2 separate regions of the Homo sapiens genome follow, and region 2 is linked to region 1. Evidence: read pairs that join two places in POLR2A ChIA-PET (ENCODE). Cell type or tissue: IMR-90. All regions are shown on one strand. Each heading gives the region's core, and the rest is flanking DNA. Links, peaks and the distances in the headings are about the cores only. Region 1 has its middle 110 kb from the start of MAMDC2. Region 2 overlaps PTAR1 (protein prenyltransferase alpha subunit repeat containing 1).

Region 1 (8,350 bases), core at 179-8,178:
TATTTATTTTTAGAGACACAGTCTTGCTCCACTGTCCAGTCTGGGGTGCAATGGTGGTTCCATCATAGGTCACTGCATCCCTTGAACTCCTGGGCCCTAGCAATCCTCCCACCTCAGCCTCCTAAGTAGCTGCTACTACAGATACTCACCACCATGCCTGGCTAATTTTTTAAAAAAATGTTTAGAGATAAACTTTTGCTATGTTGCCCAGACTGCTCTCAAACTCCTGGCTTCAGGCAATCCTCCCACCTCAGCCTCGCAAATAGTGGGATTACAGGCATGAGGCACCGTGACAGGCTGAGGCTTTTCCCACTATTGATTTCTAATCTTATTCCCTTGGTGGGAGAATGTACTTTGTGAGATTTCTGTCCTTTTTAATCTATTGAGATTTGCCTTATGATCTAGCTTATGTTCTATCTTGAAAATGTTCCCTGTGCATGTTAGAAGAATGTATATTCTGTTGTTGTTAGGTAGAGTGTTCTATGGATGGCTACATCAGGTTGACTTATAGTATTGTTCAAGTCATCTATTTTCTTTTTGATCTTCTGCATAGTTGTTCTACACATTATTGAAAGAGGAGTATTAAAGTCTTCAACTCGTATTGTTGGTCTATTTCTCCAACCTCTGATTGTTTTTGCTTCATGTATTTTCGTACTCTGTTATTAGACACATATATGTTTATAGTAGTTAAATCCTCCTAGTGGATTGATCCTTTTGTCATTGTAAAATAGCCCTCTTTATCTCTAGTAACACTTTTTGTTTTAATGTCTATTTTGTCTGGTATTAATATAGTCACTCCAAACTTTTTGTGGTTGCTGTTGCATGATATTTTTTCATTCTTTTACTTTCAATGTATTTGTATCTTTGAGTCTAATGTGTCTCTTGTAGGCAGCTTATAGTTGGATCATATTTTTTATAGTCCACCAATCTCTGCCTTTTGATTCAATTGTTTCATTCATCCATATTTAATGCTATTATTGATATGCAATCATGTGCTGCTGCACAATGACATTTTGGTCATTGACAGACAACATATATGACAGTTGTTTCACAAGATTATAATGGAGCTAAAAAATATTCCTAACTCCTACTGACATCATAGCGACTGTAATGTTGTGTGTGTTATACTTTTATATGACTGGTAACACAGTAGTTTACTCTAGCATCACCACAAACATGCACATGTTTCCAGGTCAATCATTCGATGCACATGTTTGTGGTGATGCTGGAGTAAACTACTGTGATACCAGTCATATAAAAGTATAACACACACACCATTATGTACAGTACATAATACTTGATAATAATAAATGACTATGTTACTGGTTACTATACTATACTTTTTTTTTTTTTTTTTTTTTGCTCTGTTGCCCAGGCTGGAGTGCAATGCTATGATCTTGGCTCACTGCAACCTCTGCCTCCAGGGCTTAAGCGATTCTCATGCCTCAGCCTCTTGAGAAACTGGGATTACAGGTGCCCGCCACCACACTCAGCTAATTTTTTGTATTTCTAGTAGAGATGGGGTTTCACCATGTTGGCCAGGCTGGTCTTGAACTCCTGGCCTCAGGTGATCCGCCCACCTCGGCCTCCCAAAGTGCTGGGATTACAGGCGTGAGCCACCATGCCAGCTACACTATACTTTTTAATGTTTAGAGTGTATTTCTACATATAAAAAAGTTTACTGTAAAACAGTATGTCATGTCATGCCAGCAGCAGTCTTATCCATCTCGTACTTACCTCATCTTTTGCTTGTACCATTTTCTGTTGTGCTTGATTTAATCTTGTGTTGTTTTGTTCATTATGACTCCTAAGTATACAAAAATCATGAATAATGTTGCCATTAAGAGGCCACATCAAATGATTAACCTGGAAACAAAATTAAAAGTGATTAAGCACTATGAAGGTGGAAAATCAGTGATGATTATTGCTCACCAATCAGGCATGTCCTATTCCACCGTAGCTAACATTTTGAAGAACAAGGACAAAGAGCGTTAAAGACTGTTAAAGGATCTGCTTCATCAAAGCCAGTGAGACTAACAAAATTTGAGATGACCCTATATCAGATATGGAGAAACTTCTAATGTCTTAGATTGAAGATCAGATACAGAAGCATACTCCTCTCAGCACCATGATAATCATAACCAAAGCAAAAAGTTTATTCGTGATATTGAAGAAAAAGACTGGACCCGACTATGACATTGAATTTGCTGCTAGCTCAGGAGTTTAAATGACTCAAGAATTATTATTCATTACACAATGTGAAAGTGAGTGGTGAGTCTATGAGTGCTGATATGAAGGGAGCTGAAGAATTTTTGGAACTCTGGATAAGCTGATTGCAGAAGAAAATTACTTGCCAGAGCAAATCTTTGATATGGATGAAATCTCCCTATTCTGCACACAAATGCCTGAAAAGACTTTCATTCATAAGGAAGCCAAGTCAATGCCAGGTTCAAGTCTTTTAAGGACAGGATCATAATCTTGTTTGGGGGCAGTGTTGCAGGCTACAAATTGAAACCCTTTGTGATCTGTCACACTGAGAGCTCCAGGGCCTTCAACCATATTAAAAAGCACACACTGCCGGTGCACTACAGGGGGAGTAAGAAGTCACAGCTGACCCAGTTCCTCTTCTAAGATGCCATCTTGAATTGCTATGCCAGCAAAATGGAGAAGTACTGTCTGAAAAATAACATAACTTTCAAAATTTTACTTACTGCTGATAATGCTCTTGCACATGCTCCTCTTATTGGTGATCTTTATTCCAATATCAAAGTAGTGTTTCTCCCTACAAACACCACCTCTTTGATACAGTCAAAGGATTGAGAAAGTATAGCAGCTTTTAAGGCTTTCTACCTGAGGAGGACCTTTGCCCACGCTATTGCTGTAACTGAAGACGCGGATGCAATTCTGGAAGAATTACAACATCTATGACTGCATCAAGAACCTTGCTTTGATTTAGGGTGATGTCACCAAGGAGTATATAAATGGTACCTGGAAGAAGACATTCAAAAGTTTCAACCATGATGTCAAAGGATTTGTAAAGGATGAGGAGGTTACAAAAATCAACAAGGCTGTGGTTGAGATGACAAACAACTTAAACCTGGGTGTGTGTGAGGATGATATTGAAGAGCTCCTAGAGATGATTCATGAGGAACTGACTAACAAGAAGTTGTTGGAACTGCAAGAGGAACAGATAGCTGAAGAAGAGGCAAGAGGAAAGATAATTACAGGAGAAGTAAAAGAAGAACTCTCAAAAAATTTATAGTGAAAGCTTTAGCAGGAGCTTTTGCAGACCCCAACAAGCTCCTTAAAAAACTGAAAACATGAACCCCAACAATGAAAGGTTTTCATTAATGAAGAGCAATGTTCATGGTGTGTTATCTGCTTACAAGCAAATCTATGATGAAAAAAAGAAACAAACCAAGCAAATCACCATGGCCATATTTCTGAAAAGAGTGACACCTTCTCAAGAAGAGCCTCAGAAAGTCCTTCAGGATTGGAAGGCATTATCATCATAGGAGATGATAGTTCCATGCCTGTTATTGCCCCTAAAGACCTCCCAGTGGCACAAAATGTGGAGGTGGAAGACAGTGACATTGATAATCTTGACTCTGTATAGGCCTAGGCTAATATGTATGTTTGTGTCTTAGTTTTTAACAAAAAAAGTTTTTAAAGTTAAGAAAAAGTTTAGTGAAAAAATTCTTCTAGAGTAAAATATGAAGAAAGAAAATATTTTTGTACAGCTATACAACATGTGTTTTAAGCTAAGTGTTATTATAAAAAAGTCAAAAAGTTAAAAAAGTGTACAAGTTTGTAAACTAAAAAGTTACAGTAAACTAAGTTTTATTATTAAAGAAAATTTAAAAATAAATGTAGTGTAGCCTAAGCATACAGAGTTCATAAAGTCTACAGTAGTATATAGTAATGTCCTAGGCCTTCACATTCACTACCATTCACACCATGACTCATCCAGAGCAACTTGAAGTCCTGCAAGCTGTTGTGTGTAGATACACAAATGCTCATATCATGTTACAACAGCCTACGGTATTCAGTATAGTAACATGTTGTACAGGTTTGTAGCCTAATAGCAATAGGCTATGTCATATAGCCTAGTGTGTAGTAGCCATCTAAGTTTGTGTAAATATACTCTATGACATTTGCACAATGCATCACCTAATAATAAATTTCTTAGAATGTTGCTAAGCAATGCATGACCATAGTTGGATTTATGTCTGCTATTTTACATTTTGCTTTCTGTGATGGTTAATTTTAGGTTTCAATTTTACTGGATTAAGGAATACTTAGAGAGATTTTAAAGTATTCTTTTGGGGTGTGTCTGTGAGACTGGCATGTGAATCTGAGTGGACAGGTGGAAAAGATCCACCCTCAATGTGGCAGACACCATCCAATCAGCTGGCAGCCCCCATAGAACAAACATATGAAAGGTGAATTTGTCTCTCCTGGAGCTGGGACAGACTTTCTCCTCCTGTCTTTGGACATCAGAACCCCAGGCTCTTCAGTCTTGGAACTTCAGGACTTAAACCAGCACCCCACCCTCTGCAACCCCAAGTTCTCAGGCCTTCGACTCAGATTGAGAATTGAGCCATCAGCTTCCCTAATTCCGAGGCTTTTGGAACTGGACTGAGCCACACCACCAGCATCCCAGGGTCTCCAGCCTGCACATAGCCTGTCATGGGACTTCTCAGCCTCCATAATTGTTTGAGTCAGTTCCCCTAATAAAACCTCTCTCATATGTCTCTATCTATATCTATAAGTATATACTATTGGTCCTGTCTCTCTGGAGAACCCTGACTAATACACTTCTATATGTCTTACGCCTTTTTGTTCTTCTCTTCATTGTTCACTAAATTCTACTGTATGAAGTGGATATTTTCTAATGTAACATTCTAATTTCTTTAATAATTTTTTACTATTTAGTATGTTTTATTTTAATAGTTGCTCTAGGGTTTACCATATACATCTTAACTTATCAAAATCACCTTTAATATTAAGCCAGCTTAATTATAGTGATTACATAAAAACTTTACTGATACATAGCTCTATTTACTTTTTCCCTTTTTGTAGTATTATGATTATACATATTACATCTATTATTATACATACTGCAGACCAAAAGATACAATGTTATAATTATTACTTTATCATCTGTACTCATTTCCTTGGCCAATACAGCTTCGATTCCATTCATCTCTTTGTGCTGTTATTAGTAAAAACGTTATGCTTATGTTACATTTCTATATGTTATACATCCAACAATACATTATTTACATATTATTTATGCAATTGCTTTTTACATTCATTAAGATAAGAAAGGGTCAAAAATGTGCATTTATACTGTTTTTTGTACTTACATAATTACCTTTACTGGTACTCTCAGTTTTTCTATTCAAATTACCATCTGGGGTCACTTGCTTTCTGCCTGAAGAACTTCCTTTAGCATGCTTTGCAAGATAGGTATGTTGTCAACAAATTCAGTTTTCTTATCTTTGAAAGTCTGTATTTCTCCTTCACTTTAAAAAAATAGTTTAGAGGTATATGTTTATTGGTTAACAAGGGTTTTTGTTTTCCCTTGAGCACTTTGAATATACCATTCCACTGTCTTCTGATCGCCATTGTTTTGACTGACAAATTGAATGTTAATCTTATTGAGCTTCCTTTATAAGGAATGAGATGTTCTTTTGCTGCTTTCAAGATTTTCTCCTTGTCTTTGACTTTTATCGTCTTTAGTAATGATATATCTGTTTATGTATTTCTTTGTGTTTATCCTATTTGAAGTTCATTGAGCTTCCTGGTTATATAGGTTATTGTTTTTCATTAAAATTGGGAGGTTGCCTGCCATTATTTATTTGAATATTTTTTCGTCTCTTCTCCCTCTCCTCTCCAATATTCCCTTTATGCATATATTGGTGCATTTAATGGTGTCTCATATTTATCTAAGGCTCTGTTAATTTCTATCCATTTTTTTCTCTCTGTTCTCCAGCTTACTTAATCTTTGTTGATCTATGTTTAAATTTGAAAATTCTTCTGCCATTTCAAATCTACTGCTGAGCCCCTTGATGTTGAATTTTTTTATTTCAATCACTGAACTACTCAGTTCTAGAATTTTCATTTGGTTCATTTTATTTTTAAGAGACGTAGTCTCATTTTGTTGCCTAGGCTGGAGTGTAGTGGTGTGATCATAGCTCACTGCAGCCTCACAATCCTGGGCTCAAGCAATCCTCCCACCTCAGCCTCCTAAGTAGCTGGGACTACAGCTGCATGCCACCATGTTGGGCTAATTTATTTTTGTAGAAATGGGGTTTACTGTGTTGTCTAGGCTGATACTGCACTCCTGATTTCAGGCAATCCTTCTGCTTTTTCTTCCCAAAGTGCTGGGATTATAGGCATGAGCCACCACACTCAGTCTTTGGATCTTTTTTACAATTTCTATCTCTTTTTTTATATTCTCTATCTGATGCAACAGTGTCATCATACCTTCCTTTACCTCTGTAATCATGCTTTTGTTAAGTTCTATGAAGACGTTTTTTGTAGGACATAATAAATGTATTCCTCTTCAAAAGTTTAACCTGTTAACTACCTTGTTCTCTGTTCTCAAACCCAACTTTCTTGTTCTCCATGCATCCTTGCCACTAGTTACTGTAAACAACTTTCCCGTCAGTTCTAATCAATAACTCACATCTGTTCCCTTGGATACCCACTGTGCACCCATTCCTCCCACCAAAACCGCATGTCCCACCACTGTAACTCACATTCCCCTTCCCTTCCTTATTTGGGAAAATATTCACAAATAGCCAACCAGGTCAGTTTAGATTATGCAGTCTGACCCCAGCCCATGGGGGAGTGACACAGAGGTAGTGATTGCATTAGGAGTAAAAATCCCTGCTTTCCTCTGTTCAGTGTGCTCTTGCAATCGTGATTGACGTGAGCAGCACCCTTCTGTTGAAATAAGTTGCCTTGCTGAGAAAACTTTTGCCTGAGTGCTGGTTTCACTTTGCAGCACTGATCATTTATCTCCAACAAATATTGGGGCTCGTCCAGGATTCCCATTCTCCTCTGGGAACGGGGTCTCCTGTCACCTTTCATGAGGAGCATCCCACTGTCTCATTGCAGTGGCCTCAGGGTGAGGGATCAGGACCCACCCAGCGCAATGAATAAACCCAGACTCTCAGCAATGCAGGGAGAAAAAGGCTTGCAACAGCACAGAGACCAGGTAACTCTGTGCACAGGCCAAGGTAAGAAATGTCACTGGAGTGACAAAGTATTTCCTTGGTGGTCGGGATATTCTGGAGGTTGAAAGTGTGTGTGGATGATCACAAGCACTACTGCTGGCAGTGTGCTTGTGTGGATGGTACTAAGCACTACTGCTGTGCAGAGTGAGTGGTTCCTATCTGCGGTTCCGTGGTCACCTCATATGGCTTAGGGAGCATCCTGCTGTGGGGTTTATACTGGCACACCAATGTTAAGAGGGACCTAAATTCCCCTCAGGGAAGCGGCCAGAGTGGACACAGTGAAAGAAGGGTACAAGGAGCCTCCAGCAGGTGGGGCTAAAGGATAGGCAAGAAATCTCTAATATGAGGGATTGAGTCTCAATAAGCCTCCAGAGAAGGATAGGCAAGAAATCTCTAATACGAGGGATTGAGCCTAACTAGGACTCAACATGGGAAATACCCCAAGCAAGACAGGGAGTAAAAGGGATAAAGATAGCAATAAAGATATTCCCTCTGATAGTCCCCTGGGTCTCATGTTAAAATATTGGAAAGATAATGAGAGGACTAAACAAAAAGAAAAAGCAACAAATGATAAAATATTGCGGTTTTATTTGGACTCAGGGACCCATCCTCAAACCCTCAATCTTCTGGCCGATGTTTGGGTCAAATGAGGATGTGGTGTGTCAACTTCTGATTTAATATGTAAATGATAAAAGCCTGGTTTCTCAAGAAGAACTGGATTGTGCTCTTTGTTTGGAGTCAGGGACCCATTCTCCTTTTTCCTTAAAGACAACTAGGGAAAAACTCAATCTAGAATCTCAAAATGAAGAGTCAGAAAAGCCAGTTCCTGTGCCTAAAGACTCCAGCATATAGGATCCCCTAGACCATCTTCCCCCACTCAGTGCCCCTAACCCTTCCCCTCAGGCAGCTGCTGCCATCCTAGATCCTGATCCAGATCCTTCCCCTGCTCACATTATGCCTCCTCCTTACAATCCTGATTCTTGGGAACCATCCCATGAGCCTGTTACTTCTCAGCCCCAGTACCCTTCCCTAAAAGGACTCCAACATGATATAGAACAATGGAGAAATGCTATCCAAAATTTCCCATTTCCCTCTACATCTAA
Region 2 (8,350 bases), core at 285-8,284, 200 kb after region 1:
AAAAAAATATGTCTGGTTGGTCTTATGAAGGGAAGTTGCTCCATAAATCTAACTTGAGGGATGTTTATGACAGTTAATCTTGAAAATTGTTCTAGTTAGATGATTAGTAAGGTTTTGTGCTAGATGAGTAGAAAGGGAATCTTGATTTTTAAAAAATCCTTTGTGGATATGTGTTCTAGTAAATTTTAATTCATATCAGTAAGATTGATTGACATAGAAAGACATCAAATCATAGGTACATTTTGAGCAACAAACTACCAACTTCAAAGTAAATTCTAACCCTATAAGGTCTCTATTGCGTATCAAATACACAGAACTTTATTTTTAATTGTTAGTGGATCTCTTCTGTACTAACCCTGGAAGGCATTGAGTGATTTTTTAATGCATTTTTCAAACTGCTAAAGAATAATGCAATAGACGTCTAGTTCAATTTGTGGGTATTGCAGTCTTAGGGGAAAGAAATAGAGGCAAAAATAAGTTTTTGAACTGATCTCCTGTAATTACAGTGAGTGATACACATAATTTAGAATTTCAGCTGTCTTTTTTTTTTTTAAAGAAAACTGCTTTTTTTTTTTGCTTTGGAAATTTGTGAATTACCTGATGAAAGAGGTTGACTTAGTAATAATGTCCTATTTTCTTCATCAGTCTATGTACTTAGAGTAAGCAAAACACCTTTGAGCAACTAGAATAGTTGATGCCAAACTCCAGTGATTCATGTTCTGAACTCATAGCCTATTGATTTAAATTGGTAACTTTATTTTGTGCAGATTTGATGTTTGGTTCTGACATTTTGAGCTAAGAAACCTGAGCAAGTTACTGAACTTCTCCAGGATTCAATTTCTTCATCTGTAAAATTGAGGTATTTGGCCGGGCATGGTGGCTCACGCCTGTAATCCCAGCACTTTGGGAGGCCAAGGTGGGTGGATCACGAGGTCAGGAGATCAAGACCATCCTGGCCAATATGGTGAAACCCCATCTCTACTAAAATACAAAAAATTAGCCGTGCGTGTCAGTGCACATGTGTAGTCCCAGCCACTCTGGAGGCTGAGGAAGGGGAATCGCTTGAACCTGGGAGGCGGAGGTTGCAGTGAGCCAAGAGCGTGCCACTGCACTCCAGCCTGGTGACAGAGCAAGACTCCGTCTCAAAAAAAAAAAAAAAAATTGAGGTGTTAGGGAAATTTTTTTTATATAGATAAAAAACAATTTAATTCTAGCACCCACATTGTGGTTTCTAATACCATTCTTTAATGATGTTAGAAATGGCTGATTCTAGGACCAGAGCAGGAAGTATACAAGATGAGCTTGGAGCATCTTATAGAGCCAGAAAGTAAGGAAGTATTCAAAAATATATGGTGGGATATGAAAAAGGGACATGGGGAGCAACTGAAAGAGCTTCCAGTGGCCATAGCTGGAATGATTTGAGCAACAAAATAAATAACATAGTATTGGATTATACCCCTATCCATCAGCCCACTGAAATGAATGAATGAATATATAAGTAAGAGACAATAGACAAATGTTCTGTTAATTTATCTAGATAATCCCCCTCTACAAGGTAGAGCATAACTCTGTATTTCTTAAGGTTGAGCTGTGCACCAAATAAAAAAATCAGTGACTTTCTTGCAAAAAGTAGTGAAGAAACCTGAACTCAGCCAGGTAATCCAGATTGATATCAACAATGCTAAGTCATGTTGATAGCACATGCCTCTGATATGATGCAGTGAAAATGTCACTTTACCTCTTTGGTCTTCCTCTCCAGAATCTGTAACTCCAGTTTAATGATGAGAAAAACATTATACAAAATACCTGACCCATATTCTCAAAACTGTCAAAGTCATCAAAAGCAAGGTAAATTTGAGTAGCCAAGAGGAGCATAAGGAGACATAACTACCAAATATAAGGGATCCTGGAGGGAACTTTAGAAGAGGAAAAGGACATTTGGTAGAAACTAAGGAATTCTAAATAAAGTATGGACTTTTAATAAAAATATATCAATATCAATACTGTTGCATAAATTTTGACAAAGGTACCATGGTAATATAAGATGTTAATAGCAGAGAAACTAGGTACAGGGCATATGGGAATTCTTTGTATTATCCTTACAACTTGTTTACGAACCTGAAACTATTGTAAAATAAAAAGTTTATTTTTAAAAAAAGATTGAGTATCAGCAATTTCATATGGCTCAATGATGATATTTACCTTACAGGATTGTTGTGAGAAATTATGTAACATATGTAAATCACTTTACACGGTTCTTGACTCAGAGGAAGTGTTCAATACATGGTAGTTTTTAATGAGGATGGCCATTATTATTGTCATTTCAGACAGAGTAAAGATTGAGAAAAGAAAAAGAGTAGTCAGTTTTATTCAAACACCTTACATGCCTCATTGACATCAGTGACTTTGTCATCACAAGACCTAGTTGTTTTTAGTTCTGTAGCACATTTTTCCAGAGCCCATCATAGTATATCTAAGTTGTTTGAGCTACAGCACTTTTTGAATCTGTTTGTGAGTGGAAATTGTATCTCCAGTCAGATTCTTATTTGAATACATTAGAGCAGTTGATTTTTTTAAAATGTAGCTCTAAGGCCAGGTATGGTGGCTCACACCTGTAATCCCAGCACTTTGGGAGGCCGAGATGGGTGGATTGCTTGAGCTCAGAAGTTTGAGACCAGCCTGGGCAACATGGTGAGACCCTGTCTCCACCAAAAATACAAAAAATTAGCTAGACGTGGTTGTGTGTGCCTGTGGTCCCAGCTGCTTGGGAGGCTGAGGCAGGAGGATCACTTGAGCCCAGGAGGCAGAGATTTCAGTGAGCCAAGATTGTGCCACTGTACTCCAGCCTGGGCAAGACAGTGAGACCCCATCTAAAAAAAAATATATAGCACTAGATTATGTGATTGCTGTTAATGTTACCACATATCATATTTCCTCTTAAAGTGATTTTTGAAAAACTTGTTTCAGCAATATCCAACACCTACAAATGTTCAGTACTACCCCTAGCAATGTTTATTACATTGATATTAAAATTTTGCTTGATTCCATCAGGTGATCTTTTTCAGTGTCCATATATTAACATTGATTGAGGTTGTTTCAAGCTAAGATGTCTTCCCAAAAATGCTGCTTAATTCAAAATAAAGATATTAACGGAGTCCCCATTTTTTTCTTTTTCTTTTTTTAAAATTCTGTACCGCAGTGGTTGCAAAAGAGAGTGCCCATAATTTAAGAAACTTTGTCAAAACTCAGTTGTAGGGTAACTGCCTCTTTTTTGAAGAAAATTTTGATTATCTCCCCTTATATATGGATATATATGGGAATAAAGGTAGACAGTTATAAATAATAAGAGGTCTTAAATTTATGAAATGGAAATTAAGCATAATACAATAAATTCATTATAGTAGTTGTTTTTTAAACTTTAATGGGCATCATTATTGCCAGGCTGGAGTGCAGTGGCGCGATCTTGGCTCACTGCAACCTCTGCCTCCTGGGTTCAAGCGATTCTCCTGCCTCAGCCTCCCAAGTAGCTGGGACTACAGGTGCGTGCCACCATGCCCAGCTAATTTTTTTACTTTTAATAGAAACAAAGTTTCACCATGTTGGCCAGGATGGTCTCAATCTCTTGACCTCGTGATCCACCTGCCTCGGCCTCCCAAAGTGCTGGGATTACAGGCGTGAGCTACCGTGCCCAGCCAATGGGCATCATCTGAAGAGCTTGTTTTAAAACACATATTGCTGTGCCCACCTGAGTTTCTGACTCAGTTGGTTCTGGGCTGAGGCCTGAGGATCTGCATTTCGCATAAGTTCCAGATGATGCTGATGTTGCAGTCAGGGTTCACTTTGAGAAACATTGCTTTCAAACGTGGTTAAAATTACATAGAGCAATATTTTCCTCCTTTTACTTTATAGGTATCCTGACTTACTGTATGAACAAAATGTTACTGATTTCAGAAGAAAAATAATCCAAGACTGCAAAAGCAATTGGCTGTTGCAAGAAAAAAATATATATTTTATATATATATTATATATATATAATGACAAATTGGTTTCCTGAACATTGAAAGGAAAATAGTTGTTTTCTTTATCAAATAAAACTTTATAAATAGTATGTCACTGTTGGAAAGAAAATGTATTGTGGTATTTAGGAATTAAGTCCGTCTAAGTAGATATGGTATAAGAGCTGGATTCTGGTTTTCTCTGGCTTAAACTTCTCTAAAATAAATGAATAATCAGCCCTACACAGGAAGGACATTTTAAGATAAATAATAACAAATGATCTGATTTTATTATAAAATTATAGATACATTGAGAATTCAGTGAGAGTGTAATATCAGCACTTATCAAAAACTTACCTGAGAAATTAAATGTAAATTGTATTTACCTGAGAAACAGGTATAGAAAGCTCTTGCATGACATTCTTTATATAGTTGGCCCTCTGTATCTGTAGGTTCTGCATCCATGGATTCAACCAACCGCAGATAGAAAATATTTGGGGAAAAAATTGCTTTCTGTAGCGAACATGTTCAGACTTTGTTTTCCTATCATTAGTCCCTGAATAATGTAACAACTATTTATATAGCATTTACATTGTATTAGGTATTATAAGTAATCTAGAGATGATATGAAGTATATGGGAGGATGTGTGTAGGTTATATGGCAACACATTTTATATCAAGGACTTGAGCATTCGCAGATTTTGGTATCCTTGGGAGGTCCTGAACCAAGCCCCCACAAGATACCAAGGGACAACTGATTGCATTGAAGCTTTGGTTGGGCTTGAACAGTTTTAAAAACAACCAAAACATTACATTGCTATTACTTCTGCTGCTTATATTAATATTTTAAAAAGGAATGGCCTCGTATATCAAGGGTCATGTAAGTATTTTACCTTGTTAATAGCTCTTTTGGAAACTTATCCAAAGTAAGAATACAAAAGAAAGAAGTTATAAGCACAAAGCTTCCCCTGCCCAGATTTGTTTTAAAATAACAAAAAGTTTGACGCAACCTAAATGTCTAACAAGAAGGGAAAAGCATAGCTTCTAAATGAAAACTAATTTGATCATTTAAAATGTTCATTACAAAGATTATATAGAATCATGGGGAAATTCTTAAGATATAATGAGAGCAGGATGTAAAATTATATGTTAAAATGTATGTGTGATAGGGAAAAGTAGAAGGGAAAATTCAAAAATAAAAAATAGTAATTTGGTTAGAATAGTGATTCCATGAATGATTTTTTTTTCCCTTACATCTCAACCATATTGTGTTTGTTGTATGTGTGGTTTTGTAATGAAATAGACCATGTCAAGTCCTATTTAGGAAACTAGACCAATTTTGGCTGGTATTGGATTGGCCCTATAGGTACGATATCAGGTCTCACAACTTTTGGAAATGAGATAGGCCAGAAAACCCCATTTACCCTCACGCAAATAGTTAAGATTTAAAAATCGTTAAAATCTGTTGATTTAAGAGCTTCTCTTTCTGCTTATTAGTTTGTTATATTGGGATTATGAGAATACATTCTTGATTACTGCATGTCACATTTATGAGTGTTTTATATCCCAGAGTGGCTTGGGCTTTTTTTCTTTCTTTTTTTGTTTTAAAATTCTTAGACATTCGCTTCACAATGAGATTATATTAAAAGCCATGTAGAACCTTTGGATATAAGGATAAAGTAATGTTTAATTTTTTTTTTTTTTTTTTTTTTTTTTTACAGGAAAGAGCTGATCCTCTCTGGCACTTTAAATCCAATTAAGGATTTACATCTGGGAAAACTCGCCTTAACCAAGTTTCCAAAGAGTCCAGAAACATGGATTCACAGGTGTGGTTAATTTACAACATAGTACTCTTACTTAGGATTCAGACTGGCTGGAGAAAGAAACATGACATGTGAGAGGCAAGGTTACTTATTGGTTCCAGAGCATGAATTCTGAAGTCAGGTTACCTACATTTAAATCTAGGAGCTATATAACTTGCTACCTAAGTGTTCATGGGAAATTACTTAACTCACCAAGCCTCAGTTTTCTCATTTGTAAAATGAGAATAATAATTACACCTGTCTCATATAGTTAACAGTCAAGTTTACGTGAGTTAATGCATGTAACACTCCCACAGTGCCTGGCACATATTAAATACTCAATAAATGTTAGCTATTATTAACTCTTTGAAGCAGTTGTGGGCATTGCATTTATAGATACTCAACTGTAATGAGCAATATGGATTTTAAAAGCATTTGGTTGTTTTCCTGGTAAAGATGTTGGTGGTGATGGTTGTGGTTATTAAAATTAACTTACAGAGAAAGCTGAGGGCAGCTGAAGCGAATGCTGTGTAGGCTGAGCTAAAGTTGCTAAAATCCATACATACAAAGAACATTTTTAGGTTAAAAGCATGGGACAGATAGCCAGAATGCACTTTAGGACTCTCAAAATCCTGGCCACCTGGAACCATCTTCCTCTTGGACCCTGTGTAACTACTCTTATTTGACCAAAATGGGATGGTGTGGGCTTGCTAGTCAGGACCAATGAAGAAGTCACTCTGAAATTCTCAGTTTATTAAGCCACTCTAATTTTTCTTAAATCGTGGGCATTTTTAGGATCTTATGTCCGTTCCAGGTGTCTTAGTGGTAATCGTGCCTTTAGTTAACATTGCAGGTCAGCTTCTTCCAAACCACATAGTCAGTTATATTTTCTTCATCACCAGAAATTGAGATAGTATACCACAGAAGGGTATATGACTGTGTGTATGGGGGTTTGGAAAGGGATGGTGGCAGGGGAAAGGAACTGTTAAATATGCATCCATCAGTTTGGCTTGTCTAATTTTTTTTATCAAGCAATATTTTGTTGTTAAATAAGAAATTCCATTATTTTAAAATGACAAAGTGAGTTTTCTTACTTAATTTCCTGTACCTTTGGGTTTGAAATCTTTAGTCTAAAAAATGCTTTTATATAAGTAAATTACTGGTACAAAGTAAACACATTAAGTAGCTCGAAACACTATTTAGTGTTTTTTATGTAAATACATGTTAATGCAAATCTTAAACAGACAAAGGGAGAATTTGTGGATAAGGATATTTTGACACCTTCTTAATGGTTTAATGAATTATATTTGTTACCTTCCAGATTTTATGCTATAATACAGAATTTTGCTGAATGAAAGCTATCAGAATGCAGCTTCTTGTTTGCAAACAAATGCACATAGGGTGAGGCATGCATATATACTTAAAGATGTGAATCATGACTCCTTATAATATTTATCAGCCATTAATTTATGACCTCTCACCACGACCACACACACACACACCAATTGCCTTTACATTTCCTGGCCAAGTGGAGTTTTGGGATTGTCATTTTAGAAGTAATGACATTCTCTGTATTACAGATTTTAAAGTTTTTTTTTTTTCCTGTTTATCCATTTTCCACCCTTCATCCATACTGCTAAATTAGTATCATCATAAACAACAAAACAACCCCTCCCCATCTCCAAAATACTAGACTTATAAACAGGTATTATTTTGCATTGTCTCTGAATGGAAATTAAATTAGGAACAATGAAAACTGGTTATTTTTCTCTCTGGTTTATGTTCTTTCTGTGTTCTCTTTCCCACATGCTGCCTTAACAGGCGATGGGTGCTACAACAGCTAATTCAGGAAACCTCCTTGCCTTCCTTTGTGACCAAAGGAAACTTGGGAACAATTCCCACAGAAAGGGCACAGCGACTCATACAAGAAGAGATGGAGGTCTGTGGTGAAGCAGCAGGGAGATACCCAAGCAACTATAATGCTTGGTCCCATCGCATCTGGGTTTTACAGCACTTGGCCAAGCTAGATGTCAAGGTAGGAATATTACTGTCTCCTGGGCAGACTGCCTGTCTGCCCTTAAAATCTTCTGGTAGTAGTTCATTCTCAGAAGAGCTTTGAAGGAGTAGAGAAACTGATGGTCTGGCAACTTGAGAGAATCGCAACAGCTGCTACCTCTGGAGGAACCCTGTAATTAAATAAAAAGCTTGCATTCCCCACTAGTGCTGTTTTTGGCAGTCTTAAGGCTAGTGCATTGGTAAAGCAAGGCAGGTTTAACCAACTGAGGAAGATTGAGCATAACTCACTTTATCCTGAAACAGGAAGGGATTATTAAGCCTTATAGAACTGGAATTGCTATTTCTTGGTAGTGTTTGGTTATGTGACAATATACTAAGTCAGCTGGCTGTCTTTTCACACTCTCGTCCTCTGAAAAGGGGGAGAGGAGGGCAGGGATAGACAATCTCACCCAGGTGTTTTTAAAATTGGCTGAGCCTATAAATTACCTGGGGATTCCTAAGTTCCACTCCAAGCCTACTAAAGCAGAATGAGGGTGG

What was found. Peaks named below come from ENCODE experiments on the same cell type or tissue, not always from the same donor. Only the 100,000 strongest peaks of a DNase experiment are listed, where the experiment ranks them.
Region 2: POLR2A ChIA-PET joins it to region 1 with 5 read pairs; 2 of 35 experiments call an interaction of 5 or more read pairs at or near these places.

Annotation. Positions count from the first base shown.
Region 1 is chr9:69,932,293-69,940,642 of GRCh38, reverse strand. No RefSeq gene overlaps it. Among named protein-coding and RNA genes, the nearest start is that of MAMDC2, 110 kb to the left of the region's middle. In IMR-90, for the core only: a CTCF peak has its summit at 7,555 (motif pointing right); a DNase peak (open chromatin) is centred at 3,982.
Region 2 is chr9:69,731,621-69,739,970 of GRCh38, reverse strand. It overlaps PTAR1 (protein prenyltransferase alpha subunit repeat containing 1), which reads left to right. Exons shown (of 8, transcript NM_001099666.2): 4 at 5,717-5,821; 5 at 7,619-7,832. Among named protein-coding and RNA genes, the nearest start is that of PTAR1, 24 kb to the left of the region's middle. In IMR-90, for the core only: no CTCF peak of the experiment used is centred there; no DNase peak of the experiment used is centred there.